Linked DNA regions of Mus musculus: region 2 is linked to region 1. Evidence: chromatin loops called from intact Hi-C (ENCODE). Cell type or tissue: left cerebral cortex. All regions are shown on one strand. Each heading gives the region's core, and the rest is flanking DNA. Links, peaks and the distances in the headings are about the cores only. Region 1 holds the start of Hectd1 (HECT domain E3 ubiquitin protein ligase 1). Region 2 holds the start of Strn3 (striatin, calmodulin binding protein 3).

Region 1 (12,053 bases), core at 1,965-9,964:
CATTTCAAAGGCACATGGGCCTTTCCTAACTAAACAGAGGCACACTTTCAATACAAAGACAATACAAAATCAATACAAACAAATCAAGCAAAATGTATCAAATGCATGAACATATGATTTATTAGACATAACCTAAACTATTAACCTTATAAAATCCAACTAGAAGATTTCCTCTGGCATATTCAAAATATATACATCTTGTACTTCATTTGACGTATTTGTTGACTTTAAAAGATTTTAAGTCGGGGGCTAAACAGAGAAACCCTGTCTCGAAAAACCAAAAAAAAAATAAAATAAAATAAAATAAAATTTTAAGCCGGGCGTGGTGGCGCACGCCTTTAATCCCAGCACTGGGGAGGCAGAGGCAGGCAGATTTCTGAGTTCGAGGCCAGCCTGGTCTACAGAGTGAGTTCCAGGACAGCCAGGGCTATACAAAGAAACCCTGCCTCGAAAAACCAAAAATAAGTAAATAAGCTTTTAAAAGCTGGATGTAGGGGATTCCTGCCTGAAATTCCAGCACTGAGGAAGCTGAGGCAGAAGGAAAGACAGATGTAATGCACAACTTGAATAGCAGCGCTCAGAAGTTCCCCTTGAGTTGGAAGTCAGCCTGCATTACATTGTGAGCTCTAGGCCAGACTGGATTATAGAGTGATACCCCCTCTCTAAAAACAAAGAAAAGACAGCGGCGCCAGCATGGTGGCACATGCTTGAGAGGTGGAGGCAAGAGAATCCAATGCCATCTTGGCTAGATAGCAAATTTCAGGCCAGCCCAGGTTACATGAGAACCTGTCTAAAAACAAGAGAGAAAAACTCCCAAATTAGTTTCAGAAAATAAAAGTACCAAAATATAATTCAAAATTAGGTATTATAACACTTCTTACTTGAAACCCTTTTTTCACATATATTCTCTCCATTACTCCCCACAAGAAATCCACTGATATAAGATAATAGTCATTTTACAGAGGAACAAACTAAGGCTCTCGAAGCTAGGTAGACAAGCAGACTACAAGAAGTTGAACCTAGGGGCTAAAGAAATTGCTCAGTGGTTAAAAGCACTTGCTGCTCTTGCAGAGGACCCAAGTCTGGTCCCCAGCACCCACATTGTCCCTCACACCCATATACAGCTCCAGTTGCAGGGGATCTGGCACCAGGTCAAGCCACATGTCCATACATACAAGCAAAACACTCATACATATATAGTAAAAATAAAGAGAACTTGAACCTAGGACCATAATGTCAAATCAAAAATAACAAGATAACCTTGTGTGTGTGGAGGTGGGGAGGTTCAAGACAAGGTTTCTCTGTGTACCCTGGCTGTCCTAGAACGCTAGAGTCCAGGCTAACCTTGAACTCAGAGATCCCCCTGCCTCTGCCTCCCAAGTGCTGATATTAAAGCCAAGTGCTACTACACAGCCTAACAAAATAACTTCTTGTAGAAAAGATATAAAGCTACGGAGTGCTGAAAACAAGACAAGCCGAGGTTTAAGGGGGAAACAGAGGCAGCAGGTGGTAAAGTCTAATTCTCTAGGAGCAATCCCCAGAGCAGAGTGATGAGAGACAGAGCCAGGTCCTGTAAGTTATCCTTTGACCTCCACCCGCACCACTACATAAAGGCAAGCACACACTCATGCATCACAACATATGATATGTAAATTTTAGAAAAATTATTAACAAAGGTTAATAAGAGGGATAGTTAGAAAAGGTCACAAAATCTAAACAGATGTGCACTTTGAATACATAGCTGCTATGTCACATGAAACAGGACTAACCAGTCTAACTGACAATATCCTGGGGCTGGAGAGATGGCTCAGTGAATAAGAGCTCTTGGAGAGCACCCAGATTCAGTTTCCAACAGCACCTGGCAGGCAGCTCACGGTAGTCCTAACTACAGGTCCAGGGAACCTGGTGATGCCCTCTTCTGGCCTCCGTGGGCACCTGCACACATGGTGCACATGCAGACAGAACTCTCAGATAAATAAAAATAAACACATCTTTAAAATTAAAACAAACAAACAAACAAACCTTATTCCTTTACATAGTACATCACATCTGAAATCATTTTAATTTCTTTTTCTTTTAAATTTCATCACATGAAATATGAAAAAGGAATGGAAGGAGAAGTAGAAAATGTAACATAGCTGTTTTGTTTAGTTGTAGAATTTTTCATAAGAACCAATTTTACATTGTTAAAATTTCCTTTTAAAAAGTTCTTTATGTATACTCATAGACATAAAATAAATAATTCTTCAAAAAAAAGAAATCTACTGATAAAAAGAATTAACAAACCACCATGATATGGATGTTTATTTATAAGAACTTTTATCAACCCTGTGTACTCGAAGATGCTAGCGATGTTAGAGAGGTTACCAGAGCTGGTTCTCCTCCTACAACCCAGGTTCTGGGCACTAACCCAGGTCCTCGGCCCTCGTGGTCACATCCTTTATCCAGGGAGCCCCCTCCATAGACACCCTTACTTTGACTTTTTCTTTTTCTTTTTTCTTTTTTTGAGACAAGGTCTCCTACAGCTCTGGCTAGCTGGACAGACTATGTCACCAAGGATGTCACTGATGTCACCAAGGCTGGCTGGACAGACTATGTAACCAAGGAAGACCTTTAACTCCTGCTCCTACCTCACCTCTCAAGTGCTGAGATTAAAAGCATGAGCCATATCCAGCTAAAATAATATTTTTTAACAAAAATACAAACTACTTAAAAATCAAAAGAGAGAGCACTTTGAAAAAACAATATAGATTTAGCAAGTAATATAGTCTATTTCCACCTCAAAGGCATTAATTATACCAAGCTTTAAGCCAATATCACAAATATTTTTAAATTACCTTTAAATAGCACTAAAGCACATATAAAAGGTTTTAGTGACTTATTGGAATTCACAACTCAGATGAACTCAGAGAAATGTTTATTCCTTTACTGAACCAGAATCACACAAGAGGAAAATCATGGCCTAAGTGCCGAGCTAGTAGAGTAATGCCTTTCATATTTTTATGCAAACTTTCTAGTATCATCTCTGATACAACTGTTTAAAACTCTCCAAATTTGGGTAGTGAGATGGCTCAGCTGGTAAAAGTACTTACCACGAAGCCTGAGAACCTGAGTTTAATCCTGGAACCCACATGCTAAAATGAGAGATCAACTCCCAAAAAGTTGTCCTCTGACTTCCACATGCACACCATAGCATACACGAAAGTACACACACACACACACACACACACACACAACTTCAAAGCTTCTGTACTTCAAAAAGTATTGGAAATATCCAAATGAAATGTATTAACCGAAGTTATTTTAACAAAAGCAATGACACATGAAAACCAAAGAAACAGGTAGTTCTGACCTTATTCTCCAAGTCATATAATACAAAAACAGCTTTAAAGAAGATAAACATTTATAATCTTTTTAATTTATGAGATGGTTCATAACTGACTCAACCAAGCTATGGTTAGTATTCCTAATCCACACTCATTGAACAAATATGTATTTACATAATCACGATTATCATTACTAGGGTTCCATGAACCACAGACAACTGCAGAAATGTCTAAAGGGGTATTTTAAAGTTCCCTAGCAAAGTTTTCACACAAACTGAAGTCAGCAAATAGCTGGAAACAGATGTCAGCACAGTGGGCGCAGAGGAAGGTGATGCAGGAATGCACTTACGTTTCAAAACAGCGATCCACATTGTCAGACATCAAAAGCAGCATGCATAGCTGCTCCAGGGCTATTAGCTGCATGTCCCTTTCATCTCCCTGTCCCATCTGCAGCCATTCCAGCAACGTATCAGGATCTACATCTGCCATTGTCTTTAAAATGCTCCTTTGCCTAAATTGAAAAAGGGAAACGGGTTTTTCAAACATTTGTTCAGAACTGATCAGCCTGTGTAAAGACTTTTTTCTTGTACATCTGCTTGAACCAAGTTTCTGTAAGGTCCTCAGGTCCTCAAGAGACACACACACACACACACATGCATGTGTATATGTATATACATACAGAGCTATTCTCCAATTTCCATATTGCACTGTGATATGCACACGCACACATACTTGCACACACACAAAATAAGCAAATATATATGCTTTAAAAAAAAAAACTTTCCAGCCGGGCATGGTGGCACACTCCTTTAATCCCAGCGCTAGGGAGGCAGAGGCAGGCAGATTTCTGAGTTCAAGGCCAGCCTGGTCTACAAAGCTGATTTCCAGTACAGCCAGGGCTATACAGAGAAACTCTGTCTTGAAAAAACAAAAACAAAACAACAAAAAAAAACTTTCCAAACTGCAAAGTATTACTTCAAAAAGTATGCTACATATGCAGCAGTCTACTTCCTGGGCTTAATGCAAAAACCCTCAAGGCAAAACAGTTTAACACTGGAATGAATATATGCTGATTAGGTTGCTAGTTAACTAGAAACCAGAGCTGTCTTGGTCAAACACTATGAAACAAGTTTTGGATCCCAGTACTGTTATCACCAATGTCTGTGCCAAAAGGCAAAAAACATGTACAAAAAAGTTCTTTTACCAGTCAACTTCTTCCTGCAACCTCCCCCCAAACTCCACCAAAAATCGGAGCTTCAGATACGGGTCAGATCCAGTAGTTTTAAAGACCACTTTCCAATCCAATTCTTCTTCGGATTGAATTTCCCTTCTCACGAGTTTTGAATTCTCAAACTTACTCCTAAAATATGCCCAAATACAAACAGTAATTAGATATGAAATCTACCTATGCGGAAGTAAATACTGATAAGAACTTCTGGTAATCTAGGCAAATGTTCTTAAAACTTTTTTTTTTTTGGGGGGGGGGCTTGATGCTAAAGTAAATACAACTAACAGGTTACCACCCCCCCCCAGGCAGACGGACAGACAGGCAGACATTCTTTCTCCCATAGGATGGGGCAGTTAGTTTTTATGTAAAAAATTTTTTGAGAAGTAGTCTAGGCAGGCAAGTCATTACAAAAGCTTCTAGATGCCCGACCAAAGGACAGCGTTGCGTCCCACGCAATCCACCTGCCGGTGTGGGAACCTAGAGGCGGGTCGCGGTGGGCACCCATCGGCCGCGCCCGGCGGGGCTGCCCCATCGTCCTCGGCCTGATCAAGGCCGGAGCCGCGACGCTGACAGCCAACCTGGCTAAGTTAGCTACCTGCCTCCGGGCGGAGGGCGAAGTTCTAGAGAAGCAGCAAACCTGCGAGCTCAAGAGGAAGCCGCCGAGCGGCTGGGGTGCGGGTCTCCCGGAACTCGGAGGCCCAGCGGGACGTCCCCGGTCCCCGCCGGGCGGCTGAGCCTTACCAAGGACAAGGAGCGCGTAGCCGGAGCTCCGAAGCCAACAAGCCAAGCCCCGTAAGGCCCGGAGAGGGGAACAAAGGGCCCGATACGCAGAGGCGACGGCGGAAGACCGACCTCACCGCGCTGGGGTCCAGCTCCGCGCCCGCCGCTGGACTCGGCGGCCCGGATCCTCGCGCAGGCCCAGCCTGCCGACAGCGCCTAGCGCCCCCGCCTACCCTGACCGCAGGCTCTTACCCTGGCTCGCCGTACCAAACAGCTCCGGTCCAGCTCCAAGCAGGCCGCGGGCAGAGCCTGGCCCGGCCGCGGCCCTCGAGTTCCTAGGAAACCGCAGGCCGCGCAGGTCGAGCCAGGCAGGCGGCACAGGAAAAGCCGTGTCTCGTCCCTCCCCTTCCTCCGCGGGGACCCGGTGACAAGGAAGCGAGAGGCTCCCCCGAGCGGCGGCAGCCAGCGCGGGTCCCGACCCCAGCACGCGGCTCCTCAGACCCTGCGGTTCAGAGCCAGGTCCGCGCGGGGCCGTCGGCGGCAGCGGGGAGACGCCGCGTCCATCGCCAGCCGGGCGGGGGCAGGAGAAGGGTCGGCCGAGCGCCGGGCGGGGAGGCTGGTGAAGGCCGCGCCGGCGGAGGCGGAGCGAACGCCTCCCGGCCGCCCTGCCCGCGGCCACCTGGGGCGCTGCGGAGGCCGGACCCCGCGGCACGGGGCGACGACGGGGGGCGCCGGGCTCCTTCGGCGGTCGGCTACGGCTCTCCTCAGCCCGGCCTCCCGGCGCCCGAGTCGCCGCGCTGTCAATCCGCGCGCGCCGCCAGCAGCTGCTCCGCGCACGCTCCGCCCGTCTCGCCCGGCGCGAGCCGCTCCGGAGTCCTGCGGAACGGAGGCCACCGTCTCGCAGGCGCTCGGCGTGCCCGGGTCACCCCCTCCTCCGGACTTTTAAAGCCAGCGGTTTACCAGAACGCTTCCCAGCGAGCCTGGGAACTCGGCGAGCGCTGCGCAGCCGGGCGTTATCGCCTCGGCGCAGATGGGACCAGGACGGCTGCGGGAACTCGTGCCTCCTGCCTGCCCACCGTGGAGTCCCGGGAAGCAGCCAGCATCGAGGACTTCCCACACAGTTGCCTTCGGCTCGTGGTCACTTGTACTTCCGTAGTTATTCCCGTCAAACTTTTATTTCATGGGCGTTGAAAAATCAAATACTAGCCGCTGCTAGTGGAGTCCTCACGTAACCGTGACACTAGAGAACTGGAGGCTGGAGTTCAAGGTCATCCTTGGCTACAAAATGAGGTCGAGACTTGTCTGGGCTACAGGGCGGCGACGGTGGTGATGAAGAAGGAGCAGCCAAGGGAGAGAAAAAGAGGAAGAAAAAGACTCCATACTGAACTCATCCTTTGAACAACAACAACAAAATAGCAGTAGATACCTAATTTTAGGAAAGAACTGTATGCAAAGACCGAGGCTAGTAGTTTTCAACCCTGGCGGCACATTAGAGACACCCGGAAAAGTTTTCATTAGAAGAGTTTTAGATCCACAGCAAATTGAACAGAAAGTACAGAGAATAAGTTATGGCTACCCTGTTCTGTATCATGTGTTCCTGGCCAGGTAGGGCTAAGGACAGAGAGTTCCCACTGATCTCTTTGTTTATGGTTTTGCCCTTTCCAAAATATCGTTTCTAGTTGGAATTATTCACTAACACTCTTTAAGGATCCTCTGTGAGTTTTTATAGCTTGGTAGCTCATTTATTTGGTGTTGTGTTGTGTTTTGTTTTGTTTTGTTGTACTGGATTTTTTTATTTGGTTTTGTTTTTTACTTTTTGTTTTTCTTGTTGTTTTGAAGTGGGTATGCTTATGTAACCCTGGCTGGCCTAAAGTCAATATCCTCCTGCCTCAGCTTCCTGAGTATGCTAACAAGAGGGCTTCCTTCCTGAGTATGCTAACAAGTATGCTAACACCTGGCTTGGGAGCCCATTTAATTCTTACTGCTAAATAATAGTAAGTTGTTTAGATGTAACACAATGTGTTTCTTCATATACAGATGCCTGGAATCTACCTTCACAGACTATGAACGGCTCATGCAGAAATTTCCAAAGTTCCCCAACAGGAAAAATACTTTCTAACAATGTAGCTACCACAGGACTGTGGCCAGAACAAATGAAAAACTCTTCAAACCCAAGAATAAGAAAAAACCTTGCCAGGCAGTGGTGGCGCACACCTTTAATCCCAGCACTTGGGAGGCAGAGGCAGGTGGACTTCTGAGTTGAGGCCATCCTGGACTACAGAGTGAGTTCCAGGACAGCCAGAGCTACACAGAGAAACCCTGTCTCAGAAAAGAAAAAAGAAAAGAAAAAAACCTTAATTAGAAATTGTAAAAGACTGGAGACATTTAACCAAGAAGACATCCCAGTGGCTGGCGAGAAAGCATATGAAAGATGCTTAACATTATCTGGCCTTGAGAAATTGAAGATACTCACTGGTGGTCTGTGCGTTTGGTTCCCAGTACCCATATCAGGCAGCTCACATCTGATGCCTCTGGCCTCTACAAGCACCTGCGTTTACATGCATTCACCCACACACAGGCATGCACATGTGCACATAATGTAAAAGTAATTTAAATAAATCTTTGAGGAAAAGAAATTTTAAAATAATACTCTAGAGCTATAGATAACAGCTCAGTTGGTAGGGTACTTACCTACTACACACAAAGCCTGGGTTCTCTGTCCAGGACTGGATAGAACCAGGCCCTAAAACTGGGATTGGTGGGACAGACGGACAGACTTTTAATTTCCATCACAGGCAGAAGAAGCAGTTCAAGAGCTTCCTCAGCTACATAATGAACTTCCTCAGCTACATAATGAACTGGGTTCCAGCCTAGAATACATAGAATGACCGTGTCTGAAGAAGGGAAAAGAGGGCAGAGGGAAGGAAGGGAACACTCGAGACTTCTAAACATCATTAGAAGGGCGAAAAACCAAAGCCCAATAACACCAAACGCTGGAAGGGTGTGATTCAGCCGGAGCGCTCTTGGTACCCGTGGAAAGTAATAGTGCCCCTGTGTAAGATAAAAAAAGGCTCTGGTTTTGTAAAAGCAGGCATGGGCAAAGCCAAGAACCTAGGACCCACATGAAAGCCCACAGGCAGTGACAGGTGCCTGCGGTCCCGGCGCCTCCCGCGGAGAGCTAGGAAACAGAAGAATCACCTGGAATCTTACAGGCCAGCTCTCCAGGGGCGGGGCGTGATGCAGGGCAGAAAGGAGAGAGAGAGAACCAACTCCCGAACCTTGTAGAGGTTTGTTTTCCCTTTAGAAGTTGCTTTATCTATGAGCGAGGCATGGGGGCACCCACCTTTAATTCCTGCACTCAGGAGTCAGAAGCAGGAAGGTCTCTGTGAGTTTGAGGTCAGCCGGGGAAAGCTACATAGTGAGACCCTGTGTTCAACAAGACAAATTTGTTATGTACAAATAACAGGCAACATTCTATCCATGAGTCCTATTTTCTAAGACCTTAAAAAAAAAAAAAAAAGAAAAGAAAGAAAATAGACAATACTTTTTAAAAGGCAAGAAGAGTCTTCTGCTTCTAGATGATTGCTGGGCTAGAGAGAGAGGGAAGTTTGTTGAACCGAAAGTGACAACTTAGAATTGCATATTCTCCAGAACAGGAATAGTAAGGTGACGATTGGGGGCACCTAAGAGTACTGGCTGCTGTTCCAGAGGACTGGGTTTCAGTTCCCAGCATCCACACATGGAAGCTCATATCTGTAATTCAAGTTCTGGGGTATCCTATACCCTCAGACAAACATGCAGGCAAAACACCAATCAATACACATTAAAAAATTAGAAATGACTTAAAAAACAGTAAGATGACCTCGGAGCAAGTTTATTCAACATCCCTGGACATCCACAGATGCCTACCAGAGCCATTGAAGCAGGTCAGGAAGTCCAACGTAATTCAGCTGCTCCAACAATCCAATCCACAGAGGCTCCCATAAAGGTTAGGGTCCTAACCTCCGCACTTACACCAGGCATTCATAGACCCACACTTACACATCAAATAAATAGCTGAGCGAGGTGATGTATGCCTCTAATCTCAGCACACAGGAAGCAAAGAGCTCAAGACCAGACTGGTCTATGTAGTGAGTTCCAGGCTAGTCATGGCTACATAGTGAAACCTTATCTCAAATAAATACATAAATAAGCATATATATGTATATATGTATGTATATGTATATACTTTTACCAAATAATCAGCAGCCACCCTCAATATCTACCCAACGGAGTTGAAAACTTAAGTTCAAACTTAAGCCCAAAGTTGAAAACTTTGAGGGGATTTTGTTTGTTTCATTTTGACTTTTGAGGTCAGGTCTCACTTGGCCCATGATGGCTTCCAGTTCACCATGTAGCTGAGGATGGCCTGCTCCTCTGGGTCTTCTTACCACCACCTCCTAAGTACAAGGATTACAGGCGTGTACCACAGGGTGCATACAGATACTGATGGCTACTTTATTCATAATTGTTAAAATTCAGGGAAAAGACAGAATATATCTCAGCATTGGAAATTTGTGCTTAGTATGTACCAGGCCTTCGTTCCACAAAATACTAGCAACAGAACCTAGAAGCAACTAAGACATCCTTTAATAGATGAATAAACACATACCCTTCAAAAGCTGACATATCACTTATCCATCCATTAGGTACTATTCTCTTCCTTCCTTCCTTCTTTCCTTCCTTCCTTCCTTCCTTCCTTCCTTCTTTCCTTCCTTCCTTTCTTTTTTAAAGACTTATCTATTTTATGTGTGTGTGTGTACACTACAACTGTCTTCAGACACACACTACAAGAGTGCATGGGGGCCAGGCGTGGTGGCGCATGCCTTTAATCCCAGCACTCGGGAGGCAGAGGCAGGCAGATTTCTGAGTTCAAGGCCAGCCTGGTCTACAGAGTGAGTTCCAGGACAGCCAGGGCTATACAGAGAAACCCTGTCTCAACCCCCCCCCCACAAAAAAAAAAAGAGTGCATCGGATCCCATTACAGATGATTGTAAGCCACCATGTGGTTGCTGGGAATTGAACTCAGGACCTCTGGAAGAGGAATCAGTACTCTTAACCACTGAGCCATCTCTCCAGCTACTATTGTCTGGTATGCCTGTGAGTTTACCTCAACTACTCCCTTTTTGGAAATGTGAATTTTAATATGCTTTTATCTGAAAGGTGACAGTATTTGCAAGATAGAATTTTAAAATTAACCATATAATACAGAATGTATGTGTCTCCAAAATTTTAATGGCTAACTTGTCAAATGCTTTTAGTCTTTTATAGTGTGTATGTGTGTATGTCCATGGTAACTGTGTGGAGGTCAGAGGACAATTTGTAGGAGACAGTTCTCTCCTTCCACCACGTAGGTAGAAGGATCTACCTACCACCACATAGGTAGAAGGTCTGGTGGCAAGTGCCTTTCCCCACTGAGCCATCTTGCCAGTCCACAAATACCTGATTGAAATTCATTTATATCAACTATGAAATCCCAACAACATTTGGGGAGCCTTGGTAAAGGCTGAATAGGAATTGTTAAAAATAAGTTTTGCAACATTTCTTGTGGTTTTGTGACAAGGTCTTACTACCTAGAACTTGCTTTGTAGCTAAGGCTGGCCTCGAACTCATGGACATCTGCCTCTCAACTGCTAGGATTACAAGCACGAACCACCAAGCTTAACCTATTTTTTTTTTTTTTTGCAATTTTGATAAGCCTCAACTTATTTCAGAATAAAAAGTTTTTTGATGACAGTAAATTTAGCTTATAATGGCTAATTCTAAGAAATAACTTTCTTCCAGGGATCATCATGGTTTTCCTAAACATTTTTAAAATGATGCACTTAAAATAAATCCTAGAATATTGATACGTTGTTACAGGATTCACGATAGCTGCCATATCCCTTGGTAGTAGAGTCAAAAGCCAAACAGTAGAGCAAATGCTGAGCACTCCATGTTCCTAGTCAGTCGTTCCTGTTCCAAGGCTAATACACTCTTCCATAATTTGCTACCATCCTTTCCTTTTGTCTTGAGGAAATTTTTTTCTTGCCGGTAAATAAAAGGTCTATTGTCCTGCTTTAACATTCTTAGATACATGAATATCATGCAATACACTTAGTTATAGGAAAAGTGGAACCTAATTTGCAAAAGTAGAAATGTGCTTCTACAGTAAAAGTAGAAATGAGAAATGTTCTACAAAATGTAGAAAACTTTCAGTAACTTTATTTTTATGAAGAATATTATTATCAATTGCAAAATGTGTATTGGGGAAGTTGCATAATTTGTGCAGACTTTTTAAAACTGTCCTCCTGGATACTAAGTGGTTACCATTACTTGTTTTTGTCTTTGGTAACAATAGAATGGTTTCTAAGACAATCCTAATCCTAGACTGCTTGGATAGCGAGCACAAACAAGCCTACAGTCTGTTCCCCAGCACCGGGTAAAACTGGGCATCACGGTGAAGGCCCATAGTCCCAGCAGGGAGGAAGTATCAGGACAGCCAGATGTTGAAGGACAAACTTATCTACATCCTGAGTTTGAGGCCAGCTTGGGATATGTAAGACCCTGTCTCAAAAAATAAACATATAAAGTCATACAACATATAAATGTTTATGTGTGTGTGGGTGTCATACTACAATTATATCATAATCTTATTGTTAACCAATATGAAGGGAGTATGATATTAAACTAGACTTAAAACTCTTTCCTGGACTTTTAAAACTTTTTAATCTATTTTTCATTCTTGCACTTTTTATGCT
Region 2 (12,053 bases), core at 1,869-9,868, 140 kb before region 1:
AGGCAGGCGGATTTCTGAGTTCAAGGCCAGCCTGGTCTACAGAGTGAGTTCCAGGACAGTCAGAGCTACACAGAGAAACCCTGTCTTAGAAAAAAAACAAAACAAAAACCTTAAAATCTAAAGGTAGATTTGAGGGGTGGGGAGAGCTGCAAGAATGCAATGAAGGGCTGAGATTACAACTCAGGTAGGATTCTTGCCTCCTATGCATGAAGCAAGCCTTGGAGCTTGGGTTGGACTCACAGTATCATACAAACCAGTTTACACCTGTAATTCCAGCACTGGGGAAGTAGAAAGTAAATTCAAGATCCAACCTTGATACAAAAGACCCTACCTCATAAAAGAGTAAGGATATATTGAATGACTTAATATCCGGAGTTTGTGGGAGAACACAAGACTGTATTTTGAAGCATATTTTGAAACATTAATCCAGCACACAAAAAATAATAAAATTAACTAAAAGCTCGTAAATTTCAATCTCATTTACTTTCTAAGTCTCTTTTAATCTGCCACTTGAAGCATTTTATCACCTCCAAAACAAGCTCCCTAGGTAAAGTCTTGGTTTTATATGTAATTATATACCAGAGAGTAGCCCAAAGCAGCACATATTTACTCAATAAATAAGTATGAAAAAAATTAATAAAATTCAAGAGACTGGGCCGGGCGGTGGTGACACACGCCTTTAATCCCAGCACTTGGGAGGCAGAAGCAGGCGGATTTCTGAGTTCGAGGCCAGCCTGGTCACTCACTCACAAACTGAGTTCCAGGACAGCCCGGGCTATACAGAGAAACCCTGTCTCGAAAAGCCAAAATAAAATTCAAGAGACTGAATACACTATAGAAAAGGACTCAGTGACTAAATAGTAGGAGTAACATTAACGGGACAGGTTTAATACAGGTTTAATGTGGTTATAGGGAGAACAGGCATAAACAACTAGCTGAAGAGATAACAGTTGAATTGGTATTAGAAAAGTTAAACAGGAAATTTACAAATAAGTCCGAAAGCTAAAAGCATGACCCTGAGTTTAAATCCCCAGCTTTGCTTTCTGCTATCTCCAAATGTATATTTGAGCACATTTTTAAACTCTGGGTGGACCCCAATATTTCAGAGTCAGAAATTTCAATTTCACCAACCTCACAAACCTGTGCATTAGAATAACAAATAGTAAATCTGAGTACTACTGAGATTGTAAACAGGATTATGGCCCTGAAGATGGCTCATATAGGCGTCTATTGACTACTATACCTGCTAACCTAAGTTCAATACCTAGGCCCACATGGTCCTTTAACCTCAAAACATAAACTGTGTCCATGTGCATGCCCACATACACACAGGCACACAGAAAATAATCAAAATGTAATAAAAATTTTGTGTATGTGTTTTTAGTAAAATACAGTGAAAGAACAAAAGAATTAGAACCTCAGACTACAACTAAAAACAAAAGAGTATATTACAGAAAGTGGACAAGAATGGAGGTGCCCTATACTATTCCTTTTATTGAAAAAGGTAAGGCATGAAGACTGCCATTAGTTGAGGCTATCCTAAGCTACACAGTTGAGCACCACACCAACCAGGAATACATAGTTAAGACCTTGTCTCAAAAAACAAAAGGAGATGAAACAGAGAAAATGAAAGAAGGAATGAATAGAATGGAAGCCAAATAAAGAGTCCATTGCTTGAGACAGTCTCACTATATACCTCTAGTTAGCCTGGAACTCAAGAGAAGTCCACCTGCTTTTTGCCTTCCCACTTCTAGGATCGAAGCCCTAAATCTTTAGGAAAAGATTTGGGGGAAGAAATAGTTGACAACAGAAAATGTAGTTTAAACCCAATACAGTGTATAAAGCTACAGGATGTGGAAATTTGAAGGTCAATCATGATGGGGGAAGGGTGGGAATTGTGTTATGCAATGTTCATAAGGGACAAGACTCAAACTGAGGATAGCAGGGAAGAAAGAATTAAAGAATTAAAAAAAATTTTTTGTAAAGATAGTGAAATGGTTGAGGGGTAAAGAAGCTTGCCAACCTGAGTAGGATCCTCAGGGCTCTGATAGTGAAAAGTGAAAACTGACTCCCACAAGTTGTCTTCTGACCTCCATCTGTGTGCTGTGGGAGATCACAAACCACAGACACTAAATAGCATGCATAAGCTCAGAGTTCACTTTCCAACACAGCCAAAAAGTGTGTGTTTGCATCTTAGTCCCTGCTACCTAGGAGGCTGAGGCAGAGAATCACTTATACCCAGGAGTTAAGGTCTAGCCTAGTATAGTCTCAAAAAAAAAAAAAAAAGTGTTGGGTTGCAGAGATGGCTCAGTGTGTCAGAGCACTGACTGCTCTTCCAAAGGTGCTGAGTTCAAATCCCAGCAACCATATGGTGGCTGACAACCATCTGTAATGAGATGTGACGCCCTCTTCTGGTGGGTCTGAAGACAGGGTACAGTGTATTTACATATAATAATAAATAAATCTTTTTTTAAAAAGTGTTGATAAACGTAGAACATTCAGAACTACATATAAAAACAGAAGTAGTTGTGGGCTGGAGAGATGGCTAAGAGCACTGACTGCTCTTCCAAAGGTCCTGAGTTTAACTCCCAGCAAACACATGGTGGCTCACAACCATCTGTAATGGGATCTGACACCCTCTTCTGGTGTGTCTGAAGACAGCTATAATTGTACTCATACATAAAGTAAATAAATCTTTTTTTTTTAAAGTAGTAGTAGTCTTGTTTTTAGGAAAGTAACAGAAATAATTTTAAACTTACAGCTTAAATACAACACATGAATTTTTTACACATACATTCAACACAAAACTTTGAAGTATGTACTCACAAGCAGTTTTATTTAGACTAATAGCATTCAAGGCCACTGTGAGCCACCTACCAAGGTTCAGGCAGCTTTTCTAAACAGTCCTGGCCCCCACCCACACACAATGAGTGACAGCACTTAAAGCACACTCAATATCCTAGAAACAAATCTGAAACACTATCAATTAATCCAATAAGGCAATTTTTAAAATATACAGCACATACAAGAACATATAAACAATCCAGTCGTGAACATTTTATTCCAAAAGTATCAGTATAAAATAATGCGAATGTCTCTGGATAAAATAGAACCAGAGAACATCATATAACATTCTTTAAACAGAGTAAACAAGCTGGAGAAATGGCACATCTTCCAGGGTACCTTAGTCCCAGTCCCAGCCCCCACAGCAGGGAGGCTCACAACACCTGCAACTCCAGCTCCAGAGGAACCCACCATCTGGCCTTTGAGGACCTGACCTCATGTGCACATGCACATATACACACATAATGAAACATAATAAAAAGGTTTAAAAGGAGGGGAAAAGCAAGTAAATAAAGACTATCAATCTGAAAGAAACCAAGCTACAGAATCCTTAAAAATCCTTTTCTGTTGCTGTTAAGTAAGATCAGGAACAATGAAAAAGAAAACCATGTATTTCAGTAATGTAAAACTTGTTGCCAGGCGTGGTGGCGCATGTCTTTAATCCCAGCACTTGGGAGGCAGAGGCAGGTGGATTTCTGAGTTCAAGGCCAGCCTGGTCTACAAAGTGAGTTCCAGGACAGCCAGGGCTACACAGAGAAACCCTGTCTCAAAAAAACAAAAAAAAAACAAAACAAAAACAAAAAAAAAGACGTAACAACAACAACAACAAAAAACTTAATTTGGATACAAGATGCTTTCTTAGCTAGTTACATTAATCATGCCTGAGTGACAAATTCAAGTGCTAATTTGAAAATCAAAACAACAGTACAAGGATCAAATACTATATATGGACCTGGTGGTTTATCAATTCAGCAAAAGCCTCAATGTAATTTTTAACAGATTACCTTCTCTCTATCCACATGGAAAAGTCGGCATCAACATACTAGAAAGATGTATGCCCACAAAACTCTAAATCCAACAATAGTAGACTCTAGAAATTTAAAAGAAACCACAGCAATTTTGACATAAGTTTTTTTGAAAGTAGTAATCTCTAAAACACAAATGTATTTTTTAAGCACAATTTTAAGATTACGGAATGAACTAAAGGTGTCATATAAAATAAGTAGGATTTTGTTGTTGTAAAATTTAACTTCACCCACTTTGTGGAGTTAAATAAAAGTTTACTGGCTTGCCAGGTGAGGTGGTACAAGACTTTATAATTCCAGCACTTCAAGAGGTAGCATGTGGACCTCTAAGAGGTCTAAACCAACCTGTTCTACATAGTGAGTTTTCAGATCACCCAAGACAACAGAGACCGTCTCAAAAGCAACCACAATACTAGATGGTGAGGGCACACACCTTTGATCCCAGCAGAGGCAGATGGATCTCTGAGTTGCAGGCCAGCCCGATCTACAGAATTACTTCCAGGACAGCCAGAGGTACACAGAGAAAAAAGCCAGTTTCAAAAACACAAAACAATAACAAAAGCCCATAACCAAAAAAGTTTACTGGTCCAATCAATTGCTTTGCAATGCTTTTGACAATGAAACAACCTTATTTCTAATTTTCTTTTACTTTTTTGTTTGTTTAAGATAGACTCTTATGTAACTGCAATTGTCCTGGAACTCTATATAAATCAGCCTGGCCTGAACTCATGGATATTAAACATCTCCCTCCTGAGCACTGAGATTAAAGACTTATGCCTCTACACCTGGGTATTTTTAATTTTTGAATAAAATTGTTTATAGTTTGTAAATAATCAGGTCAGAAATAAATTAATCAATGTAATTAAAAAGTTTACTATTCGACACCAAACTGAAGACTCATATTTATTTGAGGATACCTTTTCTACATTCATTAATCACGCTGTTGTTTCAACATTATTTCTCACCAAAGTTATTGTGTGTGTGTGTGTATAATAACGAACAATATTGCTTATGTCGAAATTTATAAGTCTGAAAAACAGGTGCAACGCTTAATTAGATACACGCTTTTTTTCTTCTAAGCTTAAATTAAACCCTGGAAAGGAACTTAAAACTAAACGCAGTCATCCTCCAGCTTGAATAATCCTTTCAAACAGATGCAGCAATTTTAAAAATTCAAGGCATGAACCCGCAACTGTCACCTTCCAAAAGTTAGGATAACCCAAGTCTGTCAGAGGATCACATTAAGTGGACATTTAACTCCGTTTTAGCTTGTACTAAGCGATAAGTACGGTCTACTTCAAATTAAGACCAATTCTTTCCGCAGACATTTCCTAAATACTGTACTGACAGCCCAGCTTTGCTTTGCATCAGTAAAAACATGAATATAGTAGGGAACTCTAGAGAAGCCGACTCAAGAGAGAAATATTCAGTTAAAGTGTTGATGAATCAGTAAGCGCTAAAGGAAATCCAAGTGAGTAGAGCGGCATCGCAGGTACTTAAAGGAGTTGAGGATGGGAAGGCAAACTTGTCCGGCCGGCCGCGAGCCATTGTGCGCGGCGGTAGCCCGAAGCGGCGTGGCTGTCAAGGGGCAAGTGCGTACCGAGGCGCGGGGGAGGGGGCAGGACGCCACATCGGAAGGGGGTGCAGGAGCCAGGAGGCAAAGACGCTCATCCCAGGCCCTCTCCGCGTGGCCTCACCCTCAAGGGGACCCACAAGCGCAAACTCAGTGCCTAGCGGGCCCACGCCAGACTCTCGCCCAGAGGCGCTGGGCCCAAACCCCGGAGGCCCAGGAGAGGTGGCTCCGGAGGAGCCCTGCGGACGCCATGCTAAAAGCCAAAATGGCTGCCCCAAGGATGCCCGCAGCGCGCCGCCCGTGAGGAGGGAGCCGGGCGCGCCGTCACCGCTCGCCGGCCGGAGCGGCTCAGGTAGGTCCCCTCCGCCCTTGAGGGCACGGGCCTCAGCCCCGGCCCCACCCCCGCGGCCCGTGGCCCCGGCCCCAGCTCGCAGTCGAGAGGGGTGACGGGTGACGTACCTGCAGCTCGGCCCGCTCCACCTCCCAGTGCGCCCGCTCCATCTCGAAGCGAGCCCACTCGTGCTGGATGTAGTGTAGGATCCCCGGGATCGTGTACTGTTGCGGCCGGGACAGCTCCGGGCCTGCCGGGGGCCCCGCCGCCTCGGCGGCCGGAGGACCCCCGCCGCCCGGCGCTCCGTTCGCTCCCGGCGGCAGGCTCAGGTTCCCCCCGGGTCCCTGCTGCGGCCGGGGAGGGGCTGCCATCCCCTGGCCGCCGCCGCCGCCTCCGGCCAGCTCGTCCATTGTGTGTGGGGCCCCGGCCGGGGCGCAGTGCCAGACGCCGACAGCTGCGGGGAGGGCCGGGACGGTGGCCCCGCGCCGACCGCAGGGCGGGGGGCCGGCCGGGAGACGGCCGGGGAGGGGGTCGTTGCCGTGTGCTTGCCGCGGATCAGAGCAGGGAGCTGCCGGCCGCCGCCATTACGGTACCTCCTCCATCTGCCCGTCTCACTCACTCACTTTGGGGGAGAGGGGGGCCGCGGCGGGAGGAGGAGGAGGGACGGAGGAGGAGGAGGAGGGACGGAGGGCCGCCGCTCGCGCACGGCACGCTGGGTAGAGAACGCCGCTGCAAGCCGCACTCCGGAGAGCCAAAAAGAGTCCGGCCTCACCCCACGCAGGCGCACTGAGGATGGACCGCTCTTCGGGAGGCGGGGAAAGGCCTGGGCCCCGCCCCAACTCGGGCGCCGGGCCCCAGCTTTTCTACGCCTGTGGAATCTGGATGCTGCCTTGACTTTGGGGAAGCGCGTGGGCGTCGGGCTTCCGGGTCGTTTTCCTCACGCACGTATCCTTAGGGGCAGCGTGGGTCTCAGCTGAGGGCCTGGGCTCTGGAGCTGCGTGCAAGGCGTCCTCCGTACTGCCCTGGAATTCCTGACGTTTCTCTAGAATTCCTGGCGTGTTTTGCTCAGTCCCAGAGGGTCGGGCCTCTTTTCTGCCTGTCACTCACTTGACCTCTGGTTTCGTGGCACCAGTCAGTCTGCAGGATTCTGGAGACGTCTACGTTTGGCAAATAGCCCAGATTCTTCCGGACTTTCTCACTGGCTCCTGGGCTTCGTCGCAACCTGCTTCTTTGGTCCCACTTCGGTGCTCCTGGCCGCCCGTTGTAACTTCTTAAGTCTTTATTATTCTGAGATTCTCTGTGTTTGAGCTATTGCTTTTTTTTTTTTTTTTTTTTTTTTTTTTTTTTTTTTCCTGAAGAAGTTGTGATATCTTGAATTCTTGAGAATAGTGGGTTGGATGGCAAACGATAACTTTCAAAGAGACTGATGTTTAGAAGTCAATGAACGCAGATATTGTCATTAGTGGCAGAAATTTTGATCGAAACAAAATGAAAGTATTGTAAATAGAACTTAAGATGAACTAAATCAACACAACGATATCTTTCTTCATCATTAAATGGTTTTAGAATGAAATACTACATACACAAAGGGTCAGTTTTTAGGTGCTATAGTGTGCATTTTTCTGTAAGTTCTTTTTTTGGTTTTTTCGAGACAGGGTTTCTCTGTATAGCCCTGGCTGAACTGGAACTCACTTTGTAGACCAGGCTGGCCTCGAACTCAGAAATCCGCCTGCCTCTGCCACCCGAGTGCTGGGATGAGAGGCGTGCCACCACGCCCGGCTTTCTGTAAGTTGAGGTAACAGCCTGGCTACCGGGCTTGGTGAACCATGTCTTTAATCCCAGCACTCGGGAGGCAGAGGTAGACAACCTGATCTCTGGGTTTCGTTTCAGACCAGCTTGGTCTGCAGAGTTCCCAGACAGCCAGGACAACAGAGAAACCCTGTCTGGAAAAGCCAAAAAAGGAAAGAAGAAGAAGGAAAAAAAAAACAAAAAACCTAATAACCTATGTAACAGCAAATGAAAAGAAAAATACACAGTACTTACAGCTATACAAGAAATAGTATATAAAATTGGTTATGTTTTTAAACTTTTATTTTCACTCTGAAAGCCTATTCAAATTTTCACATTGGAGCATATAAGTGACTTCATATAACTTCAGAGAGAAAAAGAAATACATTTTATTTTGTCATGTCTGCTGTGTTATAAAGAACTAATTCGATCTGTTACACTTATTACCATATTTATGAAATGTAGTCTTTAGTAAATGAAGAAATGAGGCTGGAGAGATGGCTCAGCAGTTAAGAGCACTGACTGCTCTCCTAGGCGTCCTGAGTTCAGTTCCCAGCGACCACAGTGACTCACAGCCATCTGAAATGGGATACAGTGCTCTCTTCTGGTGTGTCTGAGAGAGCAACAGTGTACTCACATAAGTAAATACATCTTTTTTTTTATATGAAGAAATAGTACTGTTATCTAAGAGTTATTGACAATCAGCATACAGCTGGCTCAAGCAGTCCCATTCCTTAAGAAAGAACACATAAAAAGCTCAGAAAAACTTACATCCTGGGTACCTATTTTATGAACACAAGGAAGCTTTTAGGGATCTGAAGCCCACATGGCTGGTGATTATGTCAAAAGAGCAAGTTGCACATTTATATTTCTCATTTCACACTTCAGCTCACAGGAAGGTTGCCCCCCACCTACCCTGCAAAAAGATAACTGTTGTTCTTCTATTGTCTGTCTTAAGTGGAGACAGGCAGATCTTTGAGTTTGAGGCCAGCCTGGTCTACAAAGCCAGTTCCAGAATAGCCAGGACTGTTACACAAGGAAACCCTGTCTCAACAAAGAAACAGAAACAAATAGCAAAGTTTTCTGCTCTGCTGAGATGATGTTTTACACTGTTAACATTGTGCTTCCTGCCCACTGCTCCTGAGAACACTGGAATGAGTCTCTAGAACTTTTAGATAACAAATTCTCCCAGTTACACTCTAACAGTTCAGCTTGCCTAACTGGAATTCTCTCTCTGACCCCTTGCTGAGTCATTTCCTCTCTTCAGTCCCCTTTGAAACTTCCTATTTATCCTGTCCTCTCACCTGTCACTCCTCCCTGCTCCTGCCTAGATTCTCCTTCTTTCAGAATGATTTGGGGTAGGTGGAGGGTAAAATGGTGTGCTGCCCTTGAGTGTGAGATTCTCCTGTTTCTGCCACCCAAGTGCTGGGATTGCAAATGGACTTCAGCTTGCTCAGTTCATGATGATCTTCATGAAAGTCTATGTATGGCTGCTCGGTACTTTCTGCACTGGGGAGGCTGAGCCAGAATTATTGCTGAGAGTCTGAACCCTGAGTCATGTGAAGAATTCTAGGCTAGACTAAAGTACACAGTGAGACCTTGTTTTGTTGTTGTTTGGTTTGATTTGGTTAAAAAAACAATGCCTATATTTTTGATCAGCTTAGTTTTTAGGGCACTACTTTGTTTTCTATCCTTACAAGTAATATTTGAACCAATATGCTTACTCAGCTGGACTTGTCGTATTTAATTTACATGAATTATGAAAGCCAAAGTATACCAAAGAATTCCAGGCTTTTAAGTAAGTTGGGAATAGACAATACTCAGATACCTTCTTATCAGTTATTTCAAATGTGACTATGAAAAGCTTGTACTCCACTCTGCCTTTGAGAACCAAGTAGCTACTTGTGATTATCTAAGCACTTTGTCTTGGTGACCTGTCATCTTCCCACTGAAGAACTCAAGCAGGTTCATAAATACTATTTTAGTTGTTGTTTTTCCTCATCTTAAAGGGTATGACAAGAATTCTTGTTTTCATGGCTGGGAGAACAAGTCACAACACAGCTCTTGGTGACTTCAGCAAGTTCCATTGTATAATAGGAAGTGGTCCCCACCCCTTCATATCAGTGAGCGTGTGTGCATTGGGAAACAAGGAAATAAAATCTCCCTTCACAATTTGCCTACTGTCCTTTGATTAGGCTCAGTATTCATCATTAGCATGTTTGAAATTATAGTAATTTCAGGTGATTCCATTACTCTGGGAAATAACAGGGTATTTGCACTTATAAAGTAAAAGAGCAAACAAATATTACAGCCTACAGAAGGTTTCATAAGAACTGACATGAGGGGCTGGAAAAATGGCTCAGTGGTTAAGAGCACTGACTGCTCTTCCAGAGGTTCTGCGTTCAATTCCCAGCAACCACAGGGTGGCTCATAACCATCTGTAATGGGATCTGATGCCCTCTTCTGGTGTGTCTGGAGATAGCTACAGTGTACTCATGCATAAAATAAATAAATAAATCTTTAAAAGAAAAAAAAAACTGACATGAGTTCAGACCAAAGGAGCATACCACATATTACATAGCTACAACCAAAAAGGAGGAGGCAGCTCTGACCTGCACTGAGGCCTAGCCTGCAAAATGAGATCAGATGCTGACTCTTTACAGAAGTTGCTTGTGGCTATGTGTCTTAGTTTGTTTTTTACTGCTAAGAACAGACACTATGATCAAGGCAACTCTTATAAAAACAGCATTTTATTGGGGCTGGCTTACAGATTCAGAAGTTCAGTCCACTATCATCAAGGCATGAGCATGGCAGCATCCAGGCCGGCATGGTACAGCAGGAGGTGAGAGTTCTACATCTTCATCCAAAGGCAACCAGGAAAAGACTAGCTTCCAGGCAGCTAGGAAGAGGGTCTTAAAGCCCACGCCCACAGTGATACACCTACTCCAAGGGTACGCCTCCAAATAATGCCACTCCCTGCACCAAACATATTCAAACCACTATACTATGAAAATTACAAATATATACTTTATGTATTACGCAAGCCAAAGTATGCCAGGGGATTCTGGGCTTTGAAGTAAGTTGGGAGTATATAATACTCAAATACCTTCTTATATATTTTCAGGGTACTGAGTCAGTCAAATAAAATATTGTGTGTAAAAGAAAAAGAAAATGGACACCAAACCTTTAAGAAACCCATGATACTATATAAAATTCTAGACCAAATTCATTTTGCAATTGTCTCCTGGGTATTATGAGTCAGAAAAAATTAGGCTGTGGTAATATTGTATAATAGCTATCTTACAGAGATGTCAAAATTGAAGAGAGAGGAAAGAAGATCTCCTGGAGCCAGATCCTTCCTGGACATTGGCTAAGAGTGTACAGTCGCGTCTCCAAACTTCAGAGTAGAATGATTGGAAAGTGTGAACACATGGGAAACTGGCCAGACTCTCTGAGGTGATAATTTGACAAGCTTAAGAATGTGGCTTGTCCATCAACCAGGGAGTACACATGGCTCCCTGCATATGTAGCAGAGGATGCTTGTCAGGCATCAATGGGAGGAGAGGTCTTTGGTCCTATGAAGTCTTGATAGATGCCCCAGTGTAGGGGAATTGAAGGTGGGGAAGTGGGAGTGGGTGGGTGGGTGGAAGAACAACCTCATAGAAGCAGGGGGAGAGAGGATGGGGTAGGGGGTTTCCAGGAGCGGGGGAAACTGGGAAATAGGATAACACTCGAAATGTAAATAAAGAAAAAATATATATAGAATGTGGCTTGTCTCCCAATGGAGCATAAGGCTATATTCAAAAAGATGATGCCAGGCAAGAGGCACCTGTCCTGGGCAGCCTGTGTAGGACAGTGCTCTCCTTTGGAGACTGCTGTGGTTTGGTTCGGACTTGCCTTGTTCTTTCTTTTTCCTTGTATTAACGATCAACTCCAGACTCTCACATATGTAAGACACACTACTGAGGCCATACCTTCAACCCCTTGAAAAGATATAACAGCATATTTTAATCACCTTTAATTGTGCCTTTCTATTGACAGCCCAACCTATTGACAGTACATAACAGCTACCCCACAGAAAAAGATGGAACTCTTTTTTTTTTTTTTTTTTTTTTTTTTTTTTAATTTTCTTTTCCAGGACTAGAAATTGAACCCAGGGCTTTGTGCATGCTAGGCTAGCACTGCTATTCTCTTCCCAACCCTTCTTTTTGACATGTATTTATGTGGGGAGGGGAGGTGTAGGGGGGAATACACATGTGCACATACACAGACATATATCAGGGCATATGTGGAGATCAGAAGGCAACTTGGTGGAGTCATTTCTTCTGCCATATGTGGACAAAGTGGGAGGTGTCAAATACAGGTCATCAGGCACAACAAACACCCTTCACCCACTGGGACATCTTGCTGACCCTACTTTATATTTTGACAGTGTCTGGCTAAGCTGCCCAGACTGGCTAGACTCTGGCCAGGACAGGGCTTGAATTTGTGA

What was found. A loop is a pair of places that touch in the nucleus more often than their neighbours do. Peaks named below come from ENCODE experiments on the same cell type or tissue, not always from the same donor. Only the 100,000 strongest peaks of a DNase experiment are listed, where the experiment ranks them.
Region 2: it touches region 1 in a loop (12-fold over the local background); 1 of 42 quality-filtered maps calls a loop at or near these places.

The regions. Positions count from the first base shown.
Region 1 is chr12:51,823,677-51,835,729 of GRCm38, forward strand. Hectd1 (HECT domain E3 ubiquitin protein ligase 1) reads right to left here and starts at 5,860. Exons shown (of 43, transcript NM_144788.2): 1 at 5,527-5,860; 2 at 3,676-3,837. The coding sequence starts at 3,815. It overlaps Gm5785, which reads left to right and starts at 4,509. Exons shown (of 4, transcript XM_011244243.2): 1 at 4,509-4,592; 2 at 5,179-5,553; 3 at 5,614-6,879; 4 at 7,312-11,999. The coding sequence starts at 4,509. The coding sequence ends at 6,465. In left cerebral cortex, for the core only: a CTCF peak has its summit at 5,954; a DNase peak (open chromatin) is centred at 5,749; H3K4me3 peaks cover 2,901 bases; H3K27ac peaks cover 2,073 bases.
Region 2 is chr12:51,685,521-51,697,573 of GRCm38, forward strand. It overlaps Strn3 (striatin, calmodulin binding protein 3), which reads right to left and starts at 6,394. Exons shown (of 18, transcript NM_052973.2): 1 at 5,902-6,394. The coding sequence starts at 6,183. It overlaps Ap4s1 (adaptor-related protein complex AP-4, sigma 1), which reads left to right and starts at 5,446. Exons shown (of 6, transcript NM_021710.4): 1 at 5,446-5,794. In left cerebral cortex, for the core only: CTCF peaks have their summits at 2,443 (motif pointing left) and 2,643 (motif pointing left); DNase peaks (open chromatin) are centred at 5,537, 5,927 and 6,558; H3K4me3 peaks cover 3,661 bases; H3K27ac peaks cover 2,442 bases.